3 separate regions of the Homo sapiens genome follow, and all the other regions are linked to region 1. A link is a contact called in ENCODE Hi-C or POLR2A ChIA-PET data. All regions are on one chromosome and are shown on one strand. The core of a region is the stretch at or near the end of the contact, and the rest is flanking DNA. Distances in the headings are between cores, read along the strand shown.

What was found. Hi-C counts contacts between places; a loop is a spot of excess contacts on that map. ChIA-PET counts read pairs that join two places held with the same protein, here RNA polymerase II (POLR2A). Pooled maps may share reads with other maps.
Region 2: a pooled map shows a loop between it and region 1 (7-fold over the local background). The contact joins the promoter of ARL2 here to the promoter of PCNX3 in region 1. A Hi-C loop is called at or near these places in 4 of 37 single-sample maps with no recorded cell type and 10 of 50 pooled maps.
Region 3: a loop to region 1 is called in a map with no recorded cell type, with 7 times the contacts of the local background. The contact joins the enhancer-like site here to the promoter of PCNX3 in region 1. A Hi-C loop is called at or near these places in 1 of 37 single-sample maps with no recorded cell type and 4 of 50 pooled maps. POLR2A ChIA-PET finds 5 or more read pairs at or near these places in 3 of 52 experiments (GM10248, GM12878 and PC-9).

The regions. Positions count from the first base shown.
Region 1 is chr11:65,613,933-65,618,850 of GRCh38, forward strand. PCNX3 (pecanex 3) reads left to right here and starts at 1,844. Exons shown (of 35, transcript NM_032223.4): 1 at 1,844-2,532; 2 at 2,892-3,079; 3 at 3,318-3,417; 4 at 3,538-3,577; 5 at 3,679-3,774; 6 at 4,008-4,918. The coding sequence starts at 2,380. MAP3K11 (mitogen-activated protein kinase kinase kinase 11) reads right to left here and starts at 289. Exons shown (of 10, transcript NM_002419.4): 1 at 1-289. RefSeq lists silencers at 1-78, 2,089-2,338 and enhancers at 329-758, 500-1,386, 1,269-1,318, 1,379-1,468, 1,749-1,898 and 1 more.
Region 2 is chr11:65,011,885-65,016,802 of GRCh38, forward strand. ARL2 (ARF like GTPase 2) reads left to right here and starts at 2,276. Exons shown (of 5, transcript NM_001667.4): 1 at 2,276-2,388. The coding sequence starts at 2,324. It overlaps ARL2-SNX15 (ARL2-SNX15 readthrough (NMD candidate)), which reads left to right and starts at 2,276. Exons shown (of 11, transcript NR_037650.2): 1 at 2,276-2,388. RefSeq lists a silencer at 2,123-2,882.
Region 3 is chr11:66,134,999-66,139,916 of GRCh38, forward strand. All of the region lies in intron 1 of PACS1 (phosphofurin acidic cluster sorting protein 1), which reads left to right. Among named protein-coding and RNA genes, the nearest start is that of PACS1, 67 kb to the left of the region's middle. RefSeq lists silencers at 858-907, 3,912-4,071. Within about 2 kb of position 2,598, at least 6 of the 41 ENCODE cell types and tissues checked have a DNase peak (open chromatin) inside an H3K27ac peak, as active enhancers do; they include GM12878, where a contact is called at or near this core.

The sequences.
Region 1 (4,918 bases), core at 594-3,093:
CGGGCTTCTGGAGGAGGGCACCCAGGGCAGTGTGGTCAGGCCGGGGGGGTGGGGCCCCGGGGCCTCCGGCGCCTCACCATGGCTAGCTTGGAGGGACCCGAGCTTCCCTCGGTTCTGGAGCAGTCCTGGGAGCCTGGCTCCGGCCCCCGCCAAGTGTAAGGTGGGGCCTTCAGGGGCAGCGCCTCAACTCCGGTTGGGTCTTTTTGCGCAGGGGGTGGAGGGAGCGTCCGCAGTTGGGCCGAGACTGCCTGTTCCTGGCCCCGTCTCCTTTGGCCCCGACGGCTCCGACCCCGCTCCCTTCTTCCTCCTCCCTTTGTACTTTGGCCCCGGGGGCGGGAGGCAGAGGTGGAGGGTGGAGTTTCACTTTTTTCCGCTCTTCTCCCTCCTGCAGGAAACAGCATCAGATGACGCGGGCGGCCTGCACCGCTCCCCTCCCAGAGGCTCCAGGCGGGGAGTTCCCGGGTAGGCGGGCCAGGAGAGGCAGAGAGGGAAAGGGCAGAACCAGATCCCCCATCACAGCAGGCTTTTGAGATCTAGAAAGAAAAGCCCCCAGCTGCGTGCTCTGCTGCCTAGGGTGGAGGTTGGTCTCTGCTAAGGATGGGCCATCTCTGCCCTCTGCATCCGCATCGGCGGCAGCAAAACGGGGTTACAGAACCACACTTGGGAAGGGGGTGAACCCGAGTCTGGTCTTGGCTGCGAAGTTGTGGGACTGTGCGATCCATCGATTCTGAGCCTCATTATTTTCTTTCTTTTTTCTTCTTTTGAGACGGAGTCTTGCTCTGTCGCCCAGGCTGGTATGCAATGGCGCAGTCTAAGCTCACTGCAACCTCCGCCTCCCGGGTTCAAGAGATTCTCCTGCCTCAGCCTCCCGAGTAGCTGGGACTACCGGCGCGTGGCACCACGGCCGGCTAATTTTTGTATTTTTAGTGGAGACGGGTTTCACCATGTTGGCCATGCTGGTCTCAAACCCCTGACCTCGTGATCCTCCCGCCTCGGCCTCCCAAAGTGTTGGGATTACAGGCGTGAGCCACCGCGCCCGGCCATTCTTTTCATATATGATATGAGGACGAGAAAGCTCTGCCTCGTAGAGCTAGTTGGATGGGGTGGGGAAGACTGGAGGACAGACGGAACTGGCTGCACCTCAAGCTCTTGGAGTGGATTGCCTAAGGCTCTCTTCTTCTCCTCACCTGGGAAACAATCCGCTTCTTCATATCCCTTCCCCATTGGCAGAAACCTGAGACTTGTCCAGAACTTTGCCCAGGATTGGATTCAGAATAGCTGAGTCGCCCTCACAACTTCTGGATAGGGCTGCCCCAATTGCTTTGAGCCTGTCACTTTAAGAAAGACGACGCTATCCTATTTCGACTATTCCTGCCTGTTACGGAAGGTTGTTCTCTACACCCTAGGTCTGAGCTCTGACCCGGAAGTAGACGCCGCTGGGAGCGAAATCGGTCGTGACGTACGAGGTCCAGCATTAAAGGGGGCGGGCCGAGAGGGGCGTGCTTCGGTAGTGCAGAACTCTCGCTGCTACTAGGGGAGTCCACGCCTCCACCTTTTCCCCGCCTCCTGTAACTCATTGGAAGAGCTGTGCGCCAATTACTTTGCCGTTACCCAATGGCTACTCAACTGTCTCTTTGGTTCCGCCCAGTCGTCTACCCTGGGTTGGCAACGCCTGGGTCTACGCATGCGCCCAAACGCTTTTACGCTCGAACTTGCTTTAGTCCTGGAGTCTGCGCACGCCCAAAGGGCACCCCTCGCGTCCTACCGCGCCATCACCTTTCTGCGCTTGCGCATTCATGCCGTCAAGTTTTCCTTTTCCGGGTCCCAATTGGAATCGTTGGGCGCATGCGCCACTGCAGGCTGGCGGTTCGCGGCTCCTTCTTCCGGCCTCCTCCTTAGGCCGGCACCAGCAGAAGCCGGGCGAGCGCGGAGCCCCAAGCAAGTGACCTGCGACCCCGAAAGTGGACCCCAGATCCTGGGGTTCTCCCTGGTCCGGAGACTAGGGAGCTGTCGCCTGCACCCCGGGAGCACCCACCCCACGACCACCTCTGGATGCCGCCGACGGGTACCCGGCCCGTGCCCCGCGCCTGCCTGCCGGCTCGGCCCCTCGGAGCAATTCTGGGCCAGGAGTGGGGACCCGGACCCCGCCCCTGATGCAGCCCCACCCCCGCGTCCGGGCCTTGCACCACTGACTGTCCCGGCCGGCCCCGCCCCCTGCTCGCACCCTCGCGCGGCCGAGCCCCCCTCCCCCGCTGGGGGAGGCCATGGCGTGAGCGTGAGGCCGGGCCCCGGGGCCCTCAGGCGCCAGACGGGGCATGGGCCGGGGGCCGCCCCCATGAGGGTCCCGGGAGGGGGGGCGCGGGCAGCAGCGGCGGGGCCATGGGGTCGCAGGTGTTGCAGATCCTGCGCCAGGGGGTGTGGGCCTCGCTCACCGGCGGTTGGTTCTTCGACCCGCACCAGAGCACCTTCTCCAACTGCTTCCACCTCTATGTCTGGATCTTCCTGCTCATCTTTCCCTTCTTACTGTACATGGTGAGACGCCACGGCCACCTGTAACTCCAGCCGGGAGAGGGAGGGCAGCCTGGCAGGGATTCAGGGCAGTGCCCTGGGCTCTGGGACGTGGAGAGAGAGGAATCACTGCAGAGTTTGGGTCTGTGTGGAAGAGGGGCCAAAGTCTTCCTTTCTTGGATCGAGTGACCTTGAACCCTACACTTAATCTCATCCAGCTAAGCAGAATACAGAGCCCTTTGTCGAGGTCTGTGTACTGGTTGTGTGGAGAGGTGATGAAATTTTCTTGTGAGTCTGTGAATCCCAGCTATGATGTTGATGGCAGGTACATCCTGTGGGGGCGAGGCTTTGTGAAAAGGGACCTGGCTTACTTTCATCTTCAGGTCCTGCCTCCCAGCTTGATGGTGGCCGGCGTGTACTGCCTCGTGGTGGCTGTCATCTTTGCTACTATCAAGACTGTCAATTATCGGCTTCATGCCATGTTTGACCAGGGCGAGATCGTGGAGAAGCGCAGCTCTACCATGGGGGAGCTGGAGGAAGAGCCTGCCCAGGGGGACAGCAATCCACCCAGGTGGGTGGGGTAGGGGCTGTGCTGGGGATTGAGGGTTTTTGGTGCCTGGGCCGGAACCTTGCAGGGTGGAGTAGGGGCTTAGGGAACATTGGCTCTCTGAGTGATTGTGAACACTTGTCCTGTGTTAGCCCTGGAATTGTAAAGTGACTTCTGAAAAAGAAGCAGTGACAAAGATGGGAGGAAGTAGCATACACAGAGGAGAGGTTAGCTCAAAGCTGCTGCTCTTTTTCACCGCCAGGGACCCCGGAGTGGAGATGACAGTGTTCCGGAAAGTCAGTTCCACACCCCCGGTGCGCTGCAGCTCCCAGCACTCTGTGTTTGGCTTCAACCAGGTCTCGGTGAGTGGGCCTGGACCTCAGCTTGTCCTCCTGTCCCTCTGCGAGCCAGTCCCTACTGTGGGTGCATCCTGAGCCTACTTCTTGCCTTGTTTGTTCCTTCATGGCTCTCTGTCTACTCAGGAGCTGCTGCCCCGAATGGAGGACTCTGGGCCCCTTAGAGGTAGGTGGCTGCTCTTCAGGGTTGGAGCATAGTGCTGTGGAACAGGGGCTGGCGTGCTGTGCCAGGGGGTCCTGCTGACACCTCTGGGGCCATGGTTGCAGACATCAAGGAGCTGGTGCGGGAGCAGGGCAGCAACAATGTGATCGTGACTTCTGCCGACCGAGAGATGCTGAAGCTCAGCTCGCAGGAGAAACTGAGTGCGTGGGCCTTATGGGGCCGAGGCTTGTGGGCTAGACCAGCTGTTTCGTTGTTGAATCCCCTCAACTTTGGCTCCATCCTGGGTCTCCTCTGTATTCCTCTGTGGGACCTCCCCAGTGTGCTGCTGTGGCTGGGCTCTCAGGGAAAGTACAGGGCATAAGACCTCCCTTAACCACTAGTTTGTTTTGCAGAAAACCCTTTTTTCATTTTCTGTTTCCCTTTATTTTGGCAGTTGGAGACCTTCCCCAGACGCCTCCAGGGGCTGTCCCAGACCCCTCTCTTGCCAGTACAGACTCTTCAGAGCCTTCTCCCCTGGCTGGAGATGGAGCGCCCTGGAGTGGGAGCAGCATGGCTGACACTCCCATGAGCCCCCTGCTGAAGGGGAGCCTCAGCCAGGAGCTGAGCAAGAGCTTCCTGACCCTGACCCAGCCTGACCGGGCCCTGGTGAGGACCAGCAGTCGACGGGAACAACGCAGGGGGGCAGGTGGCTATCAGCCCCTTGACCGGCGGGGCTCAGGGGAGCCCACGCCCCAGAAAGCCGGCTCCTCAGACTCCTGCTTCAGCGGCACTGACAGGGAGACATTGAGCAGCTTCAAGAGTGAGAAGACCAACTCCACCCATCTGGACAGCCCCCCAGGGGGGCCAGCCCCTGAGGGCAGCGACACAGACCCACCCTCTGAGGCTGAGCTGCCTGCCTCACCAGACGCCGGGGTCCCCTCAGATGACACGCTGCGTTCCTTTGACACGGTCATTGGAGCAGGGACGCCACCGGGCCTGGCTGAGCCGCTCCTGGTCGTGCGGCCCAAGGACTTGGCCCTGCTACGGCCTAGCAAACGGCAGCCACCCCTGCGAAGACACTCTCCACCTGGCCGTGCCCCTCGACGGCCCCTGCTTGAAGGTGGGGGCTTCTTTGAGGATGAAGACACTAGTGAGGGCAGTGAACTGAGCCCGGCCTCCAGTCTCCGATCGCAGCGCCGCTACAGTACTGACAGCTCCTCTTCTACTTCCTGCTACTCCCCTGAGAGCTCCCGGGGTGCAGCAGGGGGACCCCGGAAGCGGAGGGCCCCCCATGGGGCTGAGGAGGGAACTGCTGTGCCCCCCAAGCGGCCATATGGGACCCAGCGGACGCCTAGTACCGCCAGC
Region 2 (4,918 bases), core at 1,026-3,525, 600 kb before region 1:
AGGACTGAATTTTTGTTTTTGTTTTTCATTTAATATGGCGCGGACATCTTTCCACACTGGTATCTTACAGCTCCACCTCACTGTTTTCTGTTTCTTTGAGACGGTCTAACTCTGTCATGAAAGCTAGAGTGCAGTGGCATGATCACGGCTCACTGCAGCCTTATCCTCCCTGGTTCCCACCTTGGCCTCCTAGGTAGCTGGAACTACCGATGTGCACCACTACACCTAATTTTTTTTTTTTTTTTTGAGACAGACAATTTCGCCCAGGCTGGAGTGCAGTGGCACAATTTCAGCTCACTGCAACCTTCGCCTCCTGGGTTGAAGTGAGCATGTCTGGCTAATTTTTGTATTTTTTATAGAGATGGGAGTCTCCCTAAGTTGGCCAGGCTGGTCTTGAACTCCTGGGCTCAAGCAATCCACTCACCTCTGCCTTCCAAAGTGCTGGGATTAGACATGAGCCACTGCGCCTGGCCCACTTCACTGTTTTAAGGGCTTCATGAATTCACATGCACCTACCCCGGCTCAGGTAACCTGCCCTCACTGGAGGCACTTAGGTTTTTTCCAATTTCTTGCTGTTCCAAACCATGCCACAGTGAACTTCGTTGTTCCTGTGCAGTGCCAGAATGTCTGTGGTGCAGGCTCCTAGAAGCAGGATGGCAGGCTCCTACCTCTAGACATTTCTTTTTTTTTTTTTTTTTTTTTTTTGAGACGGAGTCTCACTCTGTCACCCAGTCTGGAGTGCAGTGGCACAATCTCGGCTCACTGCAACCTCCGTCTCCTGGGTTCAAGCAATTCTCTGCCTCAGCCTCCCGAATAGCTGGGATTACAGGTGCCGCCACCACGCCCAGCTAATTTTTTGTATTCTTAGTAGAGACGGGGTTTCACCATGTTGGCCAGGCTGGTCTTGAACTCCTGACCTCGTGATCCACCTGCCTCGGCCTCCCAAAGTGCTGGGTTTACAGGCGTGAGCCATGGCGCCCGGCCAGCATTTCCCATTTTGATCTTAGCTGCATTTCGAAGCCTCTGGGTAGGCGATATGCTCACTTTCTTCCTTGTGTGTGTGTGATGGAGGGTAAATGGTGCTGACCGAAGGGTCCCACTCAGGCAGCCTATCTGTTCAGCCCTCCTCTGACCACAAGCCCCTTTCTGCAAGATGGGAAGCTCCAGCTTCTTCCAGACCTCTCTCTAGGCAAACTTCATGGAGGCATGAAGACATTGTGCTTTACCATTTACTAGACCTGAGTTTGAATCTCACCCATGCTCCTTAAACACTCTGGATTCCATTATCATAGCTACGAAAAGAATATAAACCTCTCAGGGTTGCAGGGAGGATGAAGCTGAACACGTGAAGTGCGTTGCAAACAGTTACACAGGAGTTAGCTATTGTCCTCAGCTGGTGCTGACAGCTCTTTCCCAAGCATGAGAGAGGCTCTTCCGTGCTGCCTATCCACACTTACCTGCAGCAATAAGGCTGTCTCCTGAGTTTACAAAAGGGCTTGGTCCTTGACCTATTTCCTCACTTCTTCTGGACTTCTTGAGCGCTAAAGTAAAGAATGAAACTCTTGGACAAAGCCATTCATTCAACAACAAATATTTATTGAGCACCTACTACATGCCAGCCACTGTGCTAAGCACCATCTGGGCCTCAGTTTTTCCATCTGCAAAAGTAGGAACTGTGCTTCTGAACAGGGAAACGCTGGGCCTCTGGGTGGGGGCAGCCTTTGGGGCGGGACTGCAATTCCGTCATTGGAACCCAGGGACGCCCCGCATGTTTCCGAACGGCCTCCAGGGGGCACCGCCGCCCTGAACTGAGAGCCACCGGAGCCGGGTAGGGGGAGGCCCAACTTTCCGCTCTGTCAGAGGATGATGCCGAGGGCCCAGATGAGCAGGATTTGGACTGTGTTGCTGGGAACGGGGGCCTACACTGGCCCCAGGATGAGTTCGTCCGTACCTGGGGGCCCTGGGTTCTGACTCTCAGGTCAGACGCAGCCAAGATGCAACTCAGGAACTTCAAGGTTTCCGCTCCGGCCAAGAGCCCCAGTCCGGCAGGGGAAAGGGTGGGGGAGTCGCCCTTGCTCCCCCAGCCTCAGCCCTCGGGAGGCGCAGCGTCAGGGCGGGCGGCAGCACAGAAACCCCCCGCGCCGCTAGAGGGACCCTCGCAGCAGCTGCGCGGGCGACCTCGCGGTCACGTGCGGCAAGGGCGGGACCAAACGAGCGTCCGGCCAATCGACTATGCCGTCGGCGAGCGTGATAGCCAACAGGAACCGGGAGCGGGGTCCCGGGACTGGGAAGAAACGGCGGCCGGGAGGGGGCTCCGGGGACCATGGGGCTCCTGACCATTCTGAAGAAGATGAAGCAGAAAGAGCGGGAGCTGCGACTGCTCATGCTGTATCCTACCGGACGCCGGAACCGCGAGGGTGGCGGGGTCCAGCCGGGCAGGCGGTGCCGGGCGCCCCCTGTCGGGAGCGGAACGCGGCGGCCGGCGCGTCCCAACTGCCCCTGGCGTCACCACGCGGGCCCCATCAATCGCCCCGTCGGGCCGGGAGGAGCCGCACCCCAGGACTGGGGCAGGGGCCAGCTCCGAGGGCCGCAGAAGCGGTCCTGCAGGCGCAGCGGCGGGGCTAGGCGGCCCGAGTGTCAGGGGTGGTGGGTCCCGGAGATAACTCGGACGCCACCACCCGGCGGCCTGGCCCAAGCGTGGGGCCGCTGCCCTCCCGGCTCTGATCTCCTCCCCCGGGCCCGAGGGTTCCAGGCCCCGGCCCCGCCCTCGAGCTCCGAATCCCGGGGGCGTGCGGGGTGGCGGGTGGCGCGTGTGGGCTCCGCGGATCCTTTCGAGCGTGGATCCAACAGTCCGTCTCTTTGGTGTTACGCGGCCCGTGGTTGTCCCTGCGGCTGAGGATGTGTGTGTGTGGGCCCGAGTGTCCCGTGCGCCCTGTGCGCCTTCTGAGTCCAGTTAGGCGCCCGCACCTGTTCCCCCAGCTCTGTGCCAGGCTCCGCGGGGGAATGGCTGGGGAGATAAGACGCTTACGTGCACATATAACTTAATAATCACATCATGACTGTTTTGTTTTTTGAGACAGGGTCTTGCTCTGTTGCCCTGGCTGGAGTGCAGTGGCACAATCAAGGCTCACCGCAGCCTCCAGCTTCTAGGCTTAAGTGATCCTCCTGCCTCAGCCTCCCAAAACTCTGGGAATATAGGCATGAGCCACGGAGTCCGGCCCATGTCTGTTTTATTTTGTTTTGTTTGAGACGGAGTTTCGCTCTTGTTGCCCAGGCTGGAGTGCAGTGGCACAATCTCAGCTCGCTGCAACCTCCGCCCCCCGAGTTCAAGCAATTCTCCTGCCTCAGCCTCCCAAGTAGCTGGGATTACAGGTGCCCGCCACCACGCCCGGCTATTTTTTTAAATATTGTTAGTAGAGACGGGGTTTCACCTTGTTGGTCAGGCTGTTCTCGAATTCCTGACCTCAAGTGATCCACCCGCCTTGGCCTCCCAAACTGTTGGGATTATGGGCGTGAGCCACTGCGCCGGGCCGCATGTCTGCTTTAAAGAGCTCTAAGAAAAGCATACAGTTCACTCATTTGATAAATATTGAGTGCCTAATATGTGCTAGACACTGTCCTAGTGCCCAGGGTAATAAAACTAAAAAATCTTACCTTCATGGAAATTCTGTAATGCGTGTGTGTGTGTGTGGCGGGGGGGTTGCCCGCGGGTAGAAAGATGATAACACAGGAAGTAAGTAAAATATGTAATAGAGGCTGGGTGCGGTGGCACACACCTGTAACCCTAGCACTTTGGGAGGCTGAGGTGGGAGGTTCGCTTGAGCCCAGGTGTTTGAGACCAGCCTGGGCAACATAGTGAGACTCTGTCTCTATTTATACATATATATATTCTCCATACATACTATATATATATGGGCCATGCTTTGGACCATGCTTCTGGGGAACAGGGCCTTATACTGCTCCAGGATGAACTCCCACTACGTATATAGGTATGGAGAATAATGCAATTTAGGGTGGTCAAAGAAGGCCACTGTATGATGGCAGGGCGCAGTGGCTCATGCCTGTAATCCCAGCACTTTGAAAGGCCGGGGCGGATGGATCGCCTGATGTCAGGAGTTTTGAGACCAGTCTGGCCAACATGGTGAAATCCCGTCTCTACTGAAAATACAAAAATTAGCTGGATGTGGTGGTGGACACCTTTAATCCCAGCTACCTGGGAGGCTGAGGCAAGAGAATTGCCAGAACCCGGGAGGCGGAGACTGCAGTGAGCTGAGATCACGCCATTGCAGTCCAGCCTGGGTGACAAGAGCGAAACTCTGTTAAAAAAAAAAAAAATGACAATTGAGTACATGAGGGAGGCGAGGGTTGAACCATATAGCAATTCGGGGGGGGGGGAAACTTTAAAGCAAAGGGAACAGCAAGTCAGAGGCCCTGGGAGGACTAACTGGCGTGTTCAGAGGACTGGTGAGGAGGGCAGTATGGCTGGAGTGGGGAGGAGGAGCGTTGACTGGGAACCCCCTCACCTAGGGCCTTTTGGTTTTTGGTTTTCCCTTTCAGTGAGAAGTGCAGTGGAGAGAAGGAATCGCAGACCAGTTAGGCCACTGCAGTGACGCAGGCGAGATAGGATGGTGGCTTGGACCAGGATGGAAGTAGTGAGGTCATGGAAGTTTCTGGCCTGAGCAATTAGAAGGGTGAGGAACCATTTGCTGAGATGGAGAGGACTGGGGGAGGAGCAGGTTCAGGGTGGAGATGAGAACCCTGTGTGTGCCTGTGTGTGCCATGTGAGATGCCTCCGAGACAGCCCAGAAGTGTCAGGCAGGCAGCTGGATGTAGGCACTGAGGTCCAGTGTGTGGGAGGTGCACATTTGGGTGTTATCAGGATAGAGATGGTATTTGAAGCTGTGATCCTGGATGAGGT
Region 3 (4,918 bases), core at 1,348-3,847, 520 kb after region 1:
TCAGGAGTTCGAGACCAGCCTGGCCATCATGGTGAAACCCTGTCTCTACTAAAAATACAAAAATTAGCCAGGTGTGGTGCTACTCCAGCTACTTGGGAGTCTGAGGCAGGAGGATGGCTTGAACCCGGGATGTGGAGGTTGCAGTGAGCTGAGGTCACATCGCTGCACTCCAGCCTGGGCAATAGAGATAGACTCCATCTCAAAAAAAAAAATCTTATTTCTTCTCACCACTCATTCTTTTCATTATATTTTGAACTAAAAGCTTGTCCTGGTAATGGCTAAAGAGTACTTAGTGGTGTGTCCATATCAAAAAGAAAGGAAGCCCTTGATTTTGAAGAGAAATTAGAAGCCACGCTAAGGACTCATGGTTGCCATCTTCACGAGCTCTGAGATAGGTAAGGCACGCCCTTCAGAATCTTTATGGGTTTTTGTTAGCTCCTCAGCTTTCTCCAACTAAAATTGCTTTGGCTTAAGCTTTAGAACTCAAGATAAATGAAAGTTCTTCATTTTAACTTTAGTTGATAAATTACTAGTATTACAGAGCGATTTTCTGTGTGGAAAACATGCCAGCACTGTCACCCAGACACACTGTGCACAGGTTCAGCATGTACCATGGCTGCCTGAGGCCTGCCCTCATCCCTGCTGGCCTCCTCTCCTGCGCTTTTTTTTTTTTTTTGAGACAGAGCCTTGCTCTGTCACCCAGGCTAGAGTGCAGTGGTGCAATCTCAACTCAGTGCAACCTCCACCTCCTGGGTTCAAGCAATTCTTCTGTCTCAGCCTCCCGAGTAGCTGGGATTACAGGTGCCTACCACCATGCCTGGCTAATTTTTGTATTTTTAGTAGAGACGGGGTTTCACCATGTTGGCCAGGCTGGTCTCGAACTCCTGACCTCAAGTGATCCACCCCACTTGGCCTCCCAAAGTGCTGGGATTACAGGCGTGAGCCACTACACCCAGCCTCCTGCGCTCCTCTTAACGTGGTTTCAGATTCTGCCCACGTGCCTTCCAGACTAGCTTCTGAAACACTGTCCACCTGTCAGTTGAATTATTGAGCTACTGATTTGTCTGTGACTTTTAGCTCATAATTGGACTGTCGTAAATGACGTAGATACGTAAGTACGTCCTACGGGTTATGTGGCTATGCTGCTGAGACCTCACACTCAACCCTCCAGCACTAATTCACTCTCTTTCAAAATTGTGCTGTTGCTTTCAGTGTTTGGGGAGCCCAGGAGAGGAATGTGAAACAGGACTGCCCAATCCCGCTAACACACACACACACACACACACACGCCAAGAATGTGAAACAGGACTGCCCAATCCCACTGTCACACACACACACACACACACACACACACACCAAAAACCAAAACAAACCAAAATATTCCTGAGTGCAGGAGTTATGATTTAACAAAACCTTCATATCCTCTAACATCCCCACTCCAGAGAACACCCTACTTAGAATAAAAAGCTAGGAGTGATGAGCACCATGGCTTTCAGTCTTTATGGAGCTGTGATAGCCCATCATTATTTGATTTATTCTCCTATCTTTTCCAGAGCGGATGTAGTCTTTGAATAGAATTGCATAATTTTAGGGTTTTAAGCACCCTCAGTAATCGTGCAGTTTAGTTTCCCATCTCATGCCTTCCAAAAAACTTCATACAAGTTGACCCTCATCTAGCCTTGGCCCGAGTGCTTCCACTGAACAAGAATTCAGCAGTTTTTTAAGCAGGCCCATTCCATTGTATGGACTGCCCGAATTATTAATAAGTTCTCTATGTTCGGCTAAAACTTAACTCATGGGAATTTCCACCCTAAGTCCTGATTTAACCATTTGTAGAAATGAATGACTCAGTTTTTTCACTCCCACAGAAGTGGTCTTCAGCTATTGGAGGACAGTGCCCGGCCTCCGTAGGCTCTCCAGCCTCAGCATTGCCCACTTTTCTCTTGGCTTGTTGGGCTTTTTTCTTCTTGATTTTTGGGGATTTTTGAAAATAGCCCTATGTCTTGGATATGAGTCACAAATTGCCCCCCCCCCCACCATTTCGTCATTTGTCTCCAAGCTCTGTTTACATTGGTGTTTGCCGTGCAGAAGTTTTTCTTTAATGTAATAAAATGTAGCCATCTTTTTTAAAATGACCTCTGGACTTCATGTGTTTGGAGTTTATTCATACTTAGAAAGGCCTTGTCCACTTGAGGCTGTTTAAAAAATACCCATATTTTCTGCTAGTACTTAAATGGATTTGTGTGAGTGTGTGTGTTTGTGTTTGTGTGTGTGTGTGTGTACTTAAATCTTTTATGCATCTAGAATTTATTTTAAGATAAGATGTGAGGTAGGGGTTCAAATTAATTTTTTTCCAGCTAGCTGTCTAGTTACTCCAACATTATTGAATTACTCATTTTTTCCTGTTTTGAAATGCCATTATATTAAATTCATGACACACTTTTGGATTTATTCCTAGAGTGTTTCATATGTTTTATTTCCAAGCAAACCACCACACACATCTTATACCTTCATTACTGAAATTTTTAACCTAAATGTAAAACTTGTTATGTGCTTACCTGGCATCCAGCCGGTCAGGATGGTCTGACTCTGCTCCTTCCTGCCTCAGCAGCCTCCTCTTTTGTGCCACCTGCAGGTTAATAAGCATCTCTTATGTCATTATCCAGGCCATTGACCAAGGGGTGACAATAATATTGGCCATTGTAGGGCTGTCCTTTGGACTCCAGTGGAGAGCCATTACTCACTGTTTCCTATTTTAGAAATGCAGCATGATAGGTTAAAAAGTGCTTAGGGTTTTGGTTTCAGTTGCAGAACTAAATTTGAGCATCCCTTCTATTCATTGTTTCTCAGACTTTAATGTGAACAGGAATAACCTGAGAATCTTGTTAAAATGCAAATTCTTTTTTTATTTTTAGTAGAGACGGGGTTTCACCATGTTGGCCAGGCTGGTCTTGAACTCCTGACCTCAGGTGATCCACCTGCCTTGGGCTTCTAGAATGCTGGTATTACAGACATGAGCCACAGCACCCAGCATAAAATGCAAATTCTGATTCAGTAGGTCTGGGGTAGGCCAAGATTTTGCCCCGTTTATTTATTTATTTATTTATTTATTGGACAGTATCACACTCTGTCACTCAGGCTAGAGTGCAGTGGCCTGATCATGGCTCACTGCAGCCTCAAACTCATGGACTGAAGTGATGCTCCTGCCTCAGCCTTCTTAGTAGATAGGACTGTAGACTTCTGCCACCATGCCCAGGTAATTAAAAAAAATTTTTTTACAGAGATGGGAGTCTTGCCATATTACCTGGGCTGGTATTGAAATCCTGTCCCCAAGCAACCACCCAAAGTGGGATTACAGGGTGAGCTATGGTGCCCAGACGGCTTTTGCATTTTTAATAAGTCCCCAGGCCATGCTGATGCTGATGGTCCATGGACTACCCTATACTTTGCAGGACCAAGACTAGAGTGAGTCAAGTGACATGCCCCACGAAGTGTGTGAGGAGGCACTTACTGTCTTGGCACTTGCACAAACCTGAGAGCAAGCACTTCTTTAAGTTTTGTACCCTGGGTCCCTTGCTTGCCTCACCCTAATCCCAGCCCTGATATTGTGTTTCTTATTATTGTTAGGCTTACTGCTGATGAAGCTACTAAATAGGACTCTTGAGAGGTGAGCTCTTGCTGTCTGCACTTTTTTTTTTTTTCGAGACAAAGTCTTGCTCTGTCGCCCAAGCTGGAGTGCAGTGGCGCGATCTTGGCTCACTGCAACCTCCGCCTCCCGGGTTCAAGTGATTCTCCTGCCTCAGCCTCCCGAGTAGCTGGGACTACAGACATGCGCCACCACGCCCAGCTAATTTTTGTATTTTTAGTAGAGACAGGGTTTCACCATGTTGGCCAGGATGGTCTCGATATCTTGACCTCATGATCCGCCCGCCTCAGCCTCCCAAAGTGCTGGGATTACAGGTGTGAGCCACTGTGCCTGGCCGCTGTCTGTATTTTTAAACAGGTTCCCCAGGCGACCCTTAGGCACACCAAAGTTTGAGAACCACTGAAAAAGAGAAGTTCTGACTTTTAGGATTAATTTACAGCCTGTTATGAAACCAGTGCTTGCAACCTGAAAACATCATGCTACTGTTTACCTTTAGTTTTCATGATGTGCTTGAGATAGTGGTGGCTAAGCCCGAAATATATAAATTTTTAATTTTCATGTTTGTGGGTACATAGTGGGTGTATATATTTATGGGTTGCATTTGTTTTGATACAGGCAGGCAATGCATAATAATCACATGAGGGTAAGTGGGGTGTCCAACTCAAGCATTTATCCTTTGTGTTACAGACAATCCAGTTATACTTTTTAGTTACTTTAAAATGTATAATTAAATTATTTTGTACTATAGTCACCCTGTTGTGCTAGCAAATATTAGGTCTTATTCATGCTTTGTAACTTTTTTTTTTAATCCATTAGCCCTCCCCACTTCCCTCCCATCCACCCCCCTAACCCCACCACTACCCTTCCCAGCCTGTGGTAACCATCCTTCTACTCTTTGTCTCCATGAGTTTAATTGTATTAATTTTTAGCTCTCACAAGTAAGTGAGAACATGTGAAGTTTGTCTTGCTGTGCCTGGCTTATTTTATTTAACATAATGATCTAGTTCCATCCATGTTTCATCCATCCATCCAAAGGATCACATTCTTTTTTGTGGCCAAATAGTACTCCATTGTATATATATGTACTGCATTTATTTATCCATTCATCTGTTGATAGACACTTGCTTTCAAATCTTGCCTACTGTGAATAGTGCTGCAGTAAACATGGGAATGCAGAGACCTCTTTTCTATACTGATTTCCTTTATTTGGGGTATATACCTAGCAATGGGATTGCTGGATTGTAAGGTAGCTCTGTTTTTATTTTTGGAGGA